Linked DNA regions of Homo sapiens: all the other regions are linked to region 1. A link is a contact called in ENCODE Hi-C data. All regions are on one chromosome and are shown on one strand. The core of a region is the stretch at or near the end of the contact, and the rest is flanking DNA. Distances in the headings are between cores, read along the strand shown.

The links. Hi-C counts contacts between places; a loop is a spot of excess contacts on that map. Pooled maps may share reads with other maps.
Region 2: a loop to region 1 is called in a map with no recorded cell type, with 36 times the contacts of the local background. The contact joins two enhancer-like sites. A Hi-C loop is called at or near these places in 11 of 37 single-sample maps with no recorded cell type and 5 of 50 pooled maps.
Region 3: a loop to region 1 is called in a map with no recorded cell type, with 9 times the contacts of the local background. The contact joins the promoter of MACIR here to the enhancer-like site in region 1. A Hi-C loop is called at or near these places in 3 of 37 single-sample maps with no recorded cell type and 7 of 50 pooled maps.

Annotation. Positions count from the first base shown.
Region 1 is chr5:99,025,975-99,028,674 of GRCh38, reverse strand. No RefSeq gene overlaps it. Among named protein-coding and RNA genes, the nearest start is that of CHD1, 98 kb to the right of the region's middle. Within about 2 kb of position 1,259, at least 5 of the 41 ENCODE cell types and tissues checked have a DNase peak (open chromatin) inside an H3K27ac peak, as active enhancers do.
Region 2 is chr5:95,923,599-95,926,298 of GRCh38, reverse strand. All of the region lies in intron 2 of ELL2 (elongation factor for RNA polymerase II 2), which reads left to right. Among named protein-coding and RNA genes, the nearest start is that of ELL2, 37 kb to the left of the region's middle. RefSeq lists enhancers at 1,280-1,574, 2,056-2,195. Within about 2 kb of position 1,403, at least 6 of the 41 ENCODE cell types and tissues checked have a DNase peak (open chromatin) inside an H3K27ac peak, as active enhancers do.
Region 3 is chr5:103,257,369-103,260,068 of GRCh38, reverse strand. MACIR (macrophage immunometabolism regulator) reads right to left here and starts at 1,306. Exons shown (of 3, transcript NM_033211.4): 1 at 1,173-1,306. RefSeq lists silencers at 546-925, 1,136-1,645.

The DNA of each region.
Region 1 (2,700 bases), core at 10-2,509:
TACAGAAACAAAAGTAAGAAAGCAGCAAATGTGAGGTTTGAGGATAGAGACAGAAGAATTTCTGACAGGAAGTAATTTTTGAATTGAGCCTTGATGAATGAGAATATCACTTAGAAATAAGAAAAGGAGGACCAGGTGCAGTGGCTCATGCCTGTAATCCCAGCACTTTGGGAGGTTGAAGCAGGCAGATCACCTGAGGTCAGGAGTTCGAGACTAGCCTGGTCAACATGGCAAAATCCTATCGCTACTAACAATACAAAAAAATTAGTCATGCATGGTGGCGTGCACCTGTGGTCCCAGCTACTCGGAAGACTGAGGCACAAGAATCTTGAACCCCGGTGGCAGAGGTTGCAATGAGCCAAGATCGTGCCACTGCACTCTAGCCTGGGTGACAGAGTGAGACTCTGTCTAAAAAAAGAAATAAGAAAAGGGCATTTTAGGTAAAGAAAATGGCTGAGGAAGCTATAAAAATACCTTACATATTTAGTCTCTTTGCAGTTTTTTGCCTCCTGTGTGACAGCTTCCCCACATTACACTCCCTAACTAAATACCCATGAAGCCATAAGAATTCCCTCCATTTTTATTTCTTGTTTTGTCACCAACTTTGAAATTTGATAGTGTATTAAAATAATGGATGGTCCACCACAGTCATGAAGAATGAATAGAACCTCCTGATAAAAGTGGTTTTTGTGAGTTTTTTTAGGGATGGTTAATTTTTTAAAATCTGATTCTGGAATGCAAGAAGATTATAAAATGTTTTTAAATTTAAAAAAACAAACATCTGTATACCATGCTGTTCTCTTCTTTGCATTGGGATTTGGGTTATTTCATAGAGCATTTTAATTAATGGTGCAAATTAGTCTAATTACCAAATTAGTCTAAAGCTCTCAGAAGTGAGGTCAATGGATACACATGCTGTGGAAAGGCCAGACTTTTCATAAAGCCACAAAAACTATTTTTGGTACCCAGAAGATGACTTGGTTAGTATCAAAAACAGTAAGATCTACCTTCATTTAGGACATAAGTGAAAGACACTTCTGTGGTTAATAAATTTCACTGGCAGCAAGGGAGTAGAAGCCCCTAGGAGATACACTCCACTGCTTCTACAGAGAGGTAGAAGTGGAGTTTCAGTTTTAATTTTGCACTGTCTTTCTTTGAAATGATTCTAGCTTCTGCTTTTGAACAAACAGTAACAGTTTCTGATCCCTGTTTTACTGTCATTGAATATCAAATGGAGAACTTGTTTCTGAGACAGGAAATGCTAGTGAAACTCCTCGCTCCTGTCAGCACTTTCTAAGCAAAGTCAGGCACACTGCTTGCATTCTCTGTATTTGGAGATCTTCATCTTTACACGATGCTTATTGCAATCTGGAAGCTAAAATAATCCATACTCAGGCTTCAATAGCCTAAACTGTTTTTTTGTTTTTGTTTTTTGTTTCATTTTTGTTTTTTTTTTGTTTTTTTTTTTTTTTTTTGAGACAGAGTCTCGCTCTGTCACCCAGGCTGGAGTGCAGTGGCAGGATCTTGGCTCACTTCAACCTCCACCTCCTGGGTGAAGCAATTTTCCTGTCTCAGCCTCTCAAGTCCCAAGTAGCTGGGACTACAGGCATGTGCCACCATGCCCAGCTAATTTTTGTATTTTTAGTGGAGACAGGTTTTCACCATGTTGGCCAGGCTGGTCTCAAACTCCTGCACTCAAGTGATCTGCCCCCGTCAGCCTCCCAACGTGCTGGGATTACAGGTGTGGGCCACTGACCCAGGCCCAATAGCTTAATCTTCATATTTCACACCTGGAAAACTATAATTATAGTACTGCTGACTTTTTAAACTGGTACAAAGACTTATCTTAGGCAATGTCTAAAAAGTGCTCTAATCACCTTAGAAGAAAATTATGCACTCTACAAATCACAGACTTGGGAGGCTTTGTTAAAAGTAACCTGTTCCAACACTGCAATATATGAATCAAGAATCATTTGTATGATACAGTGAATTAAGATGGGTACTCTGGGCATTTTATTTTGAAAGGTCAACAAAATGCAACTTGTTAGAACAGTTTTAGCTCTGTAGCCTATGGCTACCAGTTTACGCTAAAATAAGTCTTTTATTATACACAGTGACAAATTCTTCCATCTCTTCAGCTCTTTTCACCAATGCAATGTATACTGAGTAGTATCTCCTTCAGTTAGTTTAGGCCATCTCTGGCTCTTCTGGAATATTCTGTCCCTCTCAGGGCTGCATTTGATATGCACTTTAAATGTATTTTGCCTATAATTTAAAAGATAGGATGGGGCTGGGCACTGTGGCTCACACCTGTAATCCCAACACTTTGGGTGGCCACAGAAGGCAGATCGCTTGAGGTCAGGAGTACGAAAACAACCTGGCCAAGATGGTGAAATCCCATCTCTAATAAAAATACAAAAATTAGTCAAGTATGGTGGCAGGCACTTGTAATCACAGCTACTTGGGAGGCTGTGGCACAAGAATCGCTTGAACCCGGGAGGAGGAGGTTTCAGAGAGCCGAGATTGCGCCACTGCCCTGCAGCCTGGGTAACAAAGGAAGACTCTGTCTCAAAATAAATAAATAAATAAGATAGCAGGATGGGTGCAGTGGCTCACACTTATAATTCCAGCACTTTGGGAGGCCAAGGGGAGAGGATCACCTGAGTTCAGGAGTTTAAGACCAGCCTGGACAACATGATA
Region 2 (2,700 bases), core at 154-2,653, 3.1 Mb after region 1:
ATTGATTTCTCTAATACTTAACTTTTTCTATTGCCAGTGAAGGCTACCCTCCCCTTCCTACTCCTCCACCCTTCAGCATTGGTTTGCACATCTGGGCTGATGTGAGAGGCTTTTTTTTTTTTCTCCCCTCAACCCATAATGTTTGGGCCTAAAGTCATAACTGCAGGTCTAGTTTAAAAAATAGCACATGTGGCTTTCAGGTTGAGGTTTCTATTTTCTGTTCTGATTCTAGACTATTCTGTCCCTAAACTGTGGAGCCTGAATAGTACATGCAAATATATTTCTCTAGCTTAAAGTATATTTTCTAGATTTTAAGGAAGTCACAGAATCAAGAGTCTAGAAATAATTTGAGAACAACAGAGAATTCTAATGTTTAAATGTTTGCAGTAAGTTTGTATCTAAGCTAATATATAGTCTATATATAGTCAAATAATAGATTTTAGATAAAATTAAGAGATGGACTGGCTTCCTGGGATGCCGGAGGGGAGGTGGGTTCTGAGGCCATACAAATTGGGAAACTATTCAGTATGAAAAGACCCACAGCAAAGAAAGTTATTTTGTTTAACTTGGCATTTCCTAAATTTATTTGAGGAAAGAACCCCTCTTTCACATAAGGAAACTTTTCAGCATGCTTCAGAAATGCTGGTGGAAAGAAAGCAAACACTTCAGTTCTAGGCCTGGCTCAGGCATTAATCCACCTTTTCATTTAACAAATATGCATTGAGTGACTACTTTGTGCCACGCACCACTTGAGGTGCTGACAATATATTCAGGGAACACAACAGACAAAAGCCTCTGTCCTTGCAGAGCTTATATTCTAGTGAAGGGAGAAAGACTATAAACATAATATGTTAGTATTACAAGGTAATGAGTGTTTCAGACAGCCATGGAGCAGGCTCGGATTTGTAGTACAGGGGTTGTCAATCTAAGTATGACTCTAACTTGAACAAATCACTAAGCCTCATTGTCCCTAATCTATAAAAAAGAAATTATAGATGATCTTGGCCCGCTCAGCTATATGAGTCCACTTTAACACCAGGAATTGTCATGTCAAACCATGGTACTGCTGGTTCACTGAGCATTTACAATCACCTTATCAGAAAAGGTGTCTGTCAAACAAGAATTCTGTAAGTTTGAATGATTTGTAATCCCACAGAAGAACAAAACACTTAAATAAATGAAGAAAACCCTTGCTGGTTCTATTTTTAATCTAATGTATACCTCAATCCAATATTGAGTAGAAAGTATTTGACTCAAGGACAGGAAACCTGCAGTAAAGGTACCAACAGCTTTTCAGCAGATGTTAGCATTCACATATGAGAAAGTTGCAGCAGTGTGCACATTGTGCTTCTGCCCTAGATCCTTATGTAAATAGGACGTCCGTGACTTGATGTTGAAATGACCTTTCAGGCAGTATTCTGTTGCCACATGCCTGAGCTTGTATCCCAGAGTAATTAGACGTTTTGACTTACACATCTTGGTATACAGTGTTTATGCTAATTATAAATGTCTGAAAGTTTCCTGAAACTTTTTCTTTGTAGCTTTTTATCAAAGACAGACAGGAGGTTGGGAGGAGGGTTGTGGATTGTGGTCCTAAGCCTTTGATTTTCAGTCTCTCATTTTTGGAATGAAAATTAAAATCTGCTTTTCCAGTTGCCGAGACATGGTGGTATATTTTTATATTCTTCATCTTGAACAAGAAACTGTTTGGAATCACAGCATTTTAATACTTTTTAAATAATATTTTATTCTTAAGGCATTTAGCTAAAAATTCAAGATTGTGAGTCCCTAAATAAAAATTATTCCCAACTGACCTGTAGGAAAAGCTTAAAATACTAAAATTAAAATGGAGAAGTTTCTATCTCACAAAGGAATGGTCTTCCAATATTGTTTCAAAATCAGACCTCAAAACTTATTTCCTGTGGTGGTTACCTCAGTCCTCAAAGCTGACCCTAGGTCTACCAGTAGCAGTCAGTACATTTTCACTTCCTCCTCCTCGTATTTCATGAACCTGAAGGCTAGTTTTTAAGAAAATGCTTTATAACCATTTTGGAAAAAAGAACTGTGTAGATACACAATGGAATAGGCTCCTGCATATCAGAGGGGACTGACGCATATCCACAGGTTCCTCTGAAACTCTGCCTGAATGGCTCTAGATTAGACAAGGTCTCAGACCCACCCTAGCTCTGGCCTTCAACAGTCCCACAGGTTCTGGTCTGCTCTGAAGTTGCCATAGTTTAGTTCTAAAGCTTCCCTCTCACCAACCTGCCCTAATTGTCATATATTACCTGCTCTTTCCAATAAGTCTCCTGCTTTCCTGTCCATTGGCCAAATTGTTACACAGCCTTACCAGCCATAAACATAAGTGCTACCTTATATACCCATTTCATTCTTAAGAGTATACTTGGATATTGATACAATTAACTTTGTGTCTAATTAATACATCTTCAAGAAATTAGATGCACTAAGTCTACAAACCCTTTTGAAATTTTAAGGATGTAAAATTTGCCTGAAAACATCTTGCTCTTGAAAAGCTTCAGATTAGCTCAGACCATACCATCTGCATTGATGCTGCTCTGAAACTACCAAGAAAAGGCAATGTAGAACTCTGATTGGCCTGGGCTTAGCTCAGACCATACCATCTGCATTGATGCTGCTCTGAAACTACCAAGAAAAGGCAATGTAGAACTCTGATTGGCC
Region 3 (2,700 bases), core at 57-2,556, 4.2 Mb before region 1:
ACACACACACACACACACGGAAATCTTGGTTCCACCCAAATCAGTAACCCACTGGGTTGAAAACTGAGGTGGAAGGAGAGGCAGGGAGTCCCTAAGCGTGTGGAACACTAGCAAGGGGAAAAGGACGGGGCCATCATTCCCTTCGCGTTCCCATCTCCTTTCTGGCGGAGACCTGCAGATTCCACCACTAGAGAGAGTTTGGCAGCTTCACAATGGGGCCGCGTTGCTGGAGGTCTGACTGCCACCCGCCTCGAAACCCCTCTCCTCCGCTTCCCACCTGCCCCAAAGTCCACCCGCGACAGGTGGGGCGAGGGTGGCAATGCCCGACATCTGCCGCTTAAGCTTCTGGCTCGGACCGGGCCCCAATCCACACGCGCACACACGGCCACAGCCGGCCAGTCCACCCCCACTGCACCGGCAGACACTCGGAGGGCGCGGGCGGCCTCGCACGCGGGTTGCAACCAGGACGAGGAGGGTCGGCGAGATCAGACCGCCGGGGCTCGCCCTGAGGTGCTATCTGACCCGGGCAGTCGCACCCTGAGCGCGGCCGGGCACGCAGCCAAAGGTGCCGCCGGCCGGGGAAAGCTACTTCTCAAAGGGGCCTCCAGGCCCGCTGCCCCGCGGTGCGGGAACAGCGGCCAAGGGAGGGAGCGAGCGAGCGTGCGCGCCAACGCGCCCCGACTTCCGCACCGCGGCACCGCGGGAGAGGCGCTCCGGGTCGCCGAGTCCCCGCACCTCCCCAGCGAGCGCACGACGCGCGCACACGGGGGCGCACGCCCCCGCACACTCACACGCGCTGCACACTCACGGCGTCTGCGGCCCCACCCCTGTGCCAGGGAACCGCAAGCTCCCCGCACCCCGCGCGGGCCCCACCCAGTTTACCAGACCCCAGTCCCCTTCGGGTGCCTGGGAACCGGTCCACCAAGGCCAAGGGACGCTGGGGCCGCCCCGCCGCCCATCGCAGAAGCTGGTCCGGCCGGGTTTCCCCAGCACCGCGGGCATCGTGCGCCCGGCCCAGACACGAGGCGGAGAGGAAGGGGCGGCGCCGCGATTAGGGCTGGCACTGGGGATCGGAGCCTGGGGCAAACCCACTCCCCCAAGCCCCCCATAACCACCACCTTTTCTGCAGCACAAAAGGTTACAGACGGAGCCGTCGTCCCCGTGCAACCTACCGATGGCCCAGGGCTCCGCTGCCTCCGCCGTGCCCGGGGCTGCGGAGCGGGAGACAGGGGCGGGAGAGGCGCAGGACTGCGGCGCCGAGATCCAGGCAGAGGCCGCCAGCCGAGCCAGCCGGGTACCCTCTCCTCTCCCACCGCGCTCGGCGCCAGCTACCGCCCTGCTTAGTCCCCGCCCCCTCCTCCGCCTCCTCCTCCGCCTCCTCCTCCGCCCGCCTTCCCGCCTCCTCCCTCTGGCTGCAGAGGCGCAGCCCGTCAGCGCTGAGCCCGCCTCCTGCGCCCAGCTCTCAGACACCCGGAGGAAGGGCGGGCCGGCTGGCTGCAGAAAGGCGCTAAGAGGCCAGAAGAAGTTGGCGGGGGTGGGCGGGGTTGTTGACTGGTGGTGGGGAGGAGGAGTCGCAACACCCGCTCTCTAGTCTAAACCCAGCACTCCAACTAAAGAGCTCCAACTTGCGGACCTGGGAACACTCCGGCTTCCTCAGTTAAGTGGTGTGCTGATATTTGTCACTTGTGAGTCTCTGCTTAAAGGGCTCAGCACTAAGCAAAAGTACAGAAAACTAGAAGGCCATGAAATTAAAAATTATAGGATCAGTCTACGAAAACTCGTAATACCCAGTGAAGGTGGCGGGGTGGGGCGGGGGGGGGAGTTCAAATTCAGATTCTGATTGGATTAACTATTTTTTAATTTGCACAAATGTTGATCTTGTCTATTATTGTAATAAATTATTTTCTTTGATGAAGATTTGCTTCTCTCAATTCATGTACATTTCTGCCGAACTGGTTAAGCTCAGCAATAAGAATATTTACTGGCATGCATATCCAAATTTACATCTCTCAATAACCATTCTGTGAGGAAGTAACCAATTATGATCCACATTTTAAAAATGCAGAAAGTTTAGGTCATATGCCTACTGAGTGGCTAAGGCTGAATGTGTACGCAGTCGGTGAACCCCAAAATTGTTTATAAGTGTTATAAATTTCGGTACCAGTGTCCAATCAAGAGAGTTTTATTTTTTAAAAGACAAAATGCTTTATCTTAACATAAAAGACATAAATCTGGAGTAGATTAATATAAGTTTAAACGAGTCTTGATTCACACTTGTTCCAGAATCTACATATGTTCCTGATAATATAAAGGCAAAAAATATATAAACACCTCTAGTCCAACAGAACCACTCCCGGAGGCCGCTCAGCTATAAGCCATTTTATGCTACTGCTTATGTGCCCTAAAATAAGTAAAGGAAGGTAGAGGGAAGAATAAGTTTTAAGGAATGTTCCCTAAACAATTTTACAAAACATCAGTTACTTTTTTTCCCGACATAGATTTGCATGTAATTTCAAAAATATAGAAGCTAGCACAACATAATATGAATAAATAAATGAAGAAACTTTTTTTGCATCAGTACATTAGGAGAATACACCGAGAATTATTTCCGATTATAATCTGTTTGACACAATAGTGTATTGTCCTGATGATCATTCTCATAAAACCACCTCCAAAACATTGTATATTTTATATTAAGAG